Linked DNA regions of Homo sapiens: region 2 is linked to region 1. The links are chromatin loops, found by intact Hi-C in ENCODE. Cell type or tissue: A673. All regions are shown on one strand.

What was found. Hi-C counts contacts between places; a loop is a spot of excess contacts. Peaks named below come from ENCODE experiments on the same cell type or tissue, not always from the same donor. Only the 100,000 strongest peaks of a DNase experiment are listed, where the experiment ranks them.
Region 2: a loop joins it to region 1, with 5 times the contacts of the local background. A loop is called at or near these places in 1 of 110 quality-filtered maps.

Annotation. Positions count from the first base shown.
Region 1 is chr3:102,513,302-102,515,801 of GRCh38, forward strand. No RefSeq gene overlaps it. Among named protein-coding and RNA genes, the nearest start is that of ZPLD1, 80 kb to the left of the region's middle. In A673, no CTCF peak of the experiment used is centred here; a DNase peak (open chromatin) is centred at 1,140; H3K4me3 peaks cover 1,027 bases; H3K27ac peaks cover 649 bases.
Region 2 is chr3:101,694,529-101,697,028 of GRCh38, forward strand. It overlaps LOC124906262 (endogenous retrovirus group K member 5 Gag polyprotein), which reads left to right. Exons shown (of 3, transcript XM_047449415.1): 3 at 1-2,500. The coding sequence ends at 480. Among named protein-coding and RNA genes, the nearest start is that of RPL24, 9.1 kb to the left of the region's middle. In A673, a CTCF peak has its summit at 1,438; DNase peaks (open chromatin) are centred at 513 and 1,443.

The sequences.
Region 1 (2,500 bases):
CCCAATCAAGAAGATTTACGATTGTTTCATGAAACAGCTTTATAGATGGTTAGCATAGTTCAGACTAAAGCATTCACCTTTATCTTGCATGGACAATAAGTGCTAAATGATACAAGGTCCAAATTTGCTTTTTCACAATCCAAATTCACTGAAATATTTGATTACCAAAGCTCCACTTAATTGTGTGTTGGCGGGAAACAGAAGAGGAAGATGAAGCTTTTCAGAACAAAAATCCATCTGCCACCAATAATAGCCTTTGTGTTTAAAAAGCAGTCAGTGACAACATGACTTTTTCTCTATATACTAGGTTTGTATTTTTGCTTGTTGGGAAGAATGGCATTTAAAAAATTAACATATTATCAGAACATGATGCAACGAAATTAAATTATATGGACTTCATTAGGAGATAAGAGAAAAATATAATATGTTCAATGTAGGACCTCCCAACCTTGATCACATCCTATGTTTCAAATATAAATTAAAAGATTTTGGTGATATTTAGCTTTGTAGTAATAATGACTGGAAATGTTAACATCAATAACTTATTGCTGTATAAACCACATTTGAAAAAATATCTCTTTGAGACAATATTACTTTGGCTGTTAATTCAAATGAGCAGGAACAAATGAGGCATTTATGCAATAATTTTTTTCTTAAATCAAGCTAAATTTCATTAAGAAATGATTCCTCCAAAATGAGCTTTCTACAATTAAAAATAACTTAGACTAGAGATAATTTATTTGACAAAAATATATTCTATTTTCACTTATACATTATATGAAACAAAAATAAATTTGCTGTTAACGCTCCTTCACTCATAACAGAAGCAAATTACATCTAATTAATGGAAATATTTTTTTCTTCCAAGAAGTTTCAACCATCAAACAAGGGGGTAGAAAAGTGAAACCTAAATCTGTTTGATTAAAAGAAAAAAAAAGAATTTCCTCCCCATCTTATGATGCTCATCCCATATACATTTTTTTCCACTATAACTGCAATTTGGCTCTCAGTTGTTTTCAAGTCAATTAGAGAAACTTGACTACGTTACTTTAAATCAAATACAAGGACTGAGTGATTCAGTGGATTAAATCAAGGACAGGAAACTGGGTAATTGCAGTACTAATCTCAGCTTTGCCTAATTATCCATGACCTCTTGGCAGTGATATTGTCCCTTGTGGGTTTGTGAGGGGTGTTCCTCTACCTCCTATCTGTAGCTGTTGCTGCTTAGAAAACAATGAATATCCTTTTCCCAATTGGAATATCTGAATTTTATTAAATTATGTTGGCACCTTTGTTGTAATCACTTGATTTATATGTGTCAGCCTATTTTTAAACTCTGTATTCTTTTCCATTGGTCTGTATTCCTGCCTTTATGCTAATACCACAGTCTTCGTTATCATGTCTTTAAAATCCAATAAATCATCCAATTTTGTTCTTTCTCAAAATTATTTTGCCTATTCTAGGTTTTTATATTTCTAGATGAATTTTAGAATCAACTTGTCAATATCTGAAAAATAAAAAGCCTGTTGGGATTATGTTTGTGATTGTGTTGAATGTATAGATCAGTTTGGCGAGAATGGCCATCCTAATAATATTGAGCTGATTAATCCATGAACAAGTTGTATTTTATTTTATTTAGATCTTTACTTTCACCCTGCAATGTTGTGAAGTTTTTACAGTAGGGTTTACAAATATCTTTTATCAAATTGACCCCTAAATATTTTGTATTTTGGATGATGTTGTTTTTAAATTTCAAATTTCAGATATTTATTGCTGGTCTGTAGAATATAGTTGATTGTTTTATATTGGACTTTCATATTGTAAACTCTAAATTTATTTATTAACGTAGTACTTTTTCTGAGACGTTCAAAAAGGATTTTCCTCGTAGATAATCATACTGTCTGTGAATAGAAACTTTATTACTTCTTGGTTTTCAACATGCATACTTTATTTTTTCTTGCCTTGTTACATAGATAAGGCCTCCAATACAATGAAATGATGCTTTTGCCTTTGTTCCTAATCTGAAGAGAAAGGAGTTATTCTTCCACTATTAAGTTTTATGTTACTTGATGACCTTTTAGAAAATGTTCTTTATTAGATGAGAAAGTTTGTTTCTACTTTTTTTTTAATCAGCGGGTTTGGATTTAGTCTGATATGGTTGGGCTCTGTGGCCCCACCCAAATCTCACCTTAAATTGTGATTTTCATAATCCCCACGTGTCAAGGGTTGGACCAGGTGGAGGTAATTCAATCATGGGGGCAGTTCCCCCATGCTGTTCTCATGATGTGAGTGAGTTCTCACAAGATCTGATAAGGGCCTCTTTCCCCTTGGCTGGGCACTTCTCCCTATTGCCTTGGGAAGAAGATGCCTTGCTTCCCCTTTGCTTTCTGCCATGATTGTTAGTTTCGTGAGGCCTCCCCAGCCATGCTGAACCGTGAGTCAATTAAACCTCTTTACTTTATAAATTACCCAGTATCAGGCAGTACTTTAGAGCAGTGTG
Region 2 (2,500 bases), 820 kb before region 1:
GTGAAGGCTTGTGATGGGATTGGAGGAGCTATGCATAAGGCAATGCTAATGGCTCAAGCAATGAGGGGGCTCACTCTAGGAGGACAAGTTAGAACATTTGGGAAAAAATGTTATAATTGTGGTCAAATCGGTCATCTGAAAAGGAGTTGCCCAGTCTTAAATAAACAGAATATAATAAATCAAGCTATTACAGCAAAAAATAAAAAGCCATCTGGCCTGTGTCCAAAATGTGGAAAAGGAAAACATTGGGCCAATCAATGTCATTCTAAATTTGATAAAGATGGGCAACCATTGTCGGGAAACAGGAAGAGGGGCCAGCCTCAGGCCCCCCAACAAACTGGGGCATTCCCAGTTCAACTGTTTGTTCCTCAGGGTTTTCAAGGACAACAACCCCTACAGAAAATACCACCACTTCAGGGAGTCAGCCAATTACAACAATCCAACAGCTGTCCCGCGCCACAGCAGGCAGCGCCACAGTAGATTTATGTTCCACCCAAATGGTCTCTTTACTCCCTGGAGAGCCCCCACAAAAGATTCCTAGAGGGGTATATGGCCCGCTGCCAGAAGGGAGGGTAGGCCTTATTTTAGGGTGATCAAGTCTAAATTTGAAGGGAGTCCAAATTCATACTGGGGTAATTTATTCAGATTATAAAGGGGGAATTCAGTTAGTGATCAGCTCCACTGTTCCCTGGAGTGCCAATCCAGGTGATAGAATTGCTCAATTACTGCTTTTGCCTTATGTTAAAATTGGGGAAAACAAAACGGAAAGAACAGGAGGGTTTGGAAGTACCAACCCTGCAGGAAAAGCCACTTATTGGGCTAATCAGGTCTCAGAGGATAGACCCGTGTGTACAGTCACTATTCAGGGAAAGAGTTTGAAGGATTAGTGGATACCCAGGCTGATGTTTCTATCATCGGCATAGGCACCGCCTCAGAAGTGTATCAGAGTGCCATGATTTTACATTGTCTAGGATCTGATAATCAAGAAAGTACGGTTCAGCCTATGATCACTTCTATTCCAATCAATTTATGGGGCCGAGACTTGTTACAACAATGGCATGCAGAGATTACTATCCCAGCCTCCCTATACAGCCCCAGGAATCAAAAAATCATGACTAAAATGGGATAGCTCCCTAAAAAGGGACTAGGAAAGAATGAAGATGGCATTAAAGTCCCAACTGAGGCTGAAAAAAATCAAAAAAAGAAAAGGAATAGGGCATCCTTTTTAGAAGCGGTCACTGTAGAGCCTCCAAAACCCATTCCATTAATTTGGGGGGAAAAAAAAAAACTGTATGGTAAATCAGTAGCCGCTTCCAAAACAAAAACTGGAGGCTTTACACTTATTAGCAAAGAAACAGTTAGAAAAAGGACATATTGAGCCTTCATTTTCGCCTTGGAATTCTCCTGTTTGTAATTCAGAAAAAATCCGGCAGATGGCGTATGCTAACTGACTTAAGAGCCATTAATGCCATAATTCAACCCATGGGGGCTCTCCCATCCCGGTTGCCCTCTCCAGCCATGGTCCCCTTTAATTATAATTGATCTGAAGGATTGCTTTTTTACCATTCCTCTGGCAAAAGAGGATTTTGAAAAATTTGCTTTTACTATACCAGCCTAAATAATAAAGAACCAGCCACCAGGTTTCAGTGGAAAGTATTGCCTCAGGGAATGCTTAATAATTCAACTATTTGTCAGACTTTCATAGCTCAAGCTCTGCAACCAGTTAGAGACAAGTTTTCAGACTGTTATATCGTTCATTATGTTGATATTTTGTGTGCTGCAGAAACGAGAGACAAATTAATTGACCGTTACACATTTCTCAGACAGAGGTTGCCAACGCGGGACTGACAATAGCATCTGATAAGATTCAAACCTCTCCTCCTTTCCATTACTTGGGAATGCAGGTAGAGGAAAGGAAAATTAAACCACAAAAAATAGAAATAAGAAAAGACACATTAAAAACATTAAATGAGTTTCAAAAGTTGGTAGGAGATACTAATTGGATTCGGAGATATTAATTGGATTTGGCCAACTCTAGGCATTCCTACTTATGCCATGTCAATTTTGTTCTCTTTCTTAAGAGGGGACTTGGAATTAAATAGTGAAAGAATGTTACCTCCAGAGGCAACTAAAGAAATTAAATTAATTGAAGAAAAAAATTCGGTCAGCACAAGTAAATAGGATCACTTGGCCCCACTCCAAATTTTGATTTTTGGTACTGCACATTCTCTAACAGCCATCATTGTTCAAAACACAGATCTTGTGGATTGGTCCTTCCTTCCTCATAGTACAATTAAGACTTTTACATTGTACTTGGATCAAATGGCTACATTAATTGGTCAGGGAAGATTACGAATAATAACATTGTGTGGAAATGACCCAGATAAAATCACTGTTCCTTTCAACAAGCAACAAGTTAGACAAGCCTTTATCAGTTCTGGTGCATGGCAGATTGGTCTTGCTAATTTTCTGGGAATTATTGATAATCATTACCCAAAAA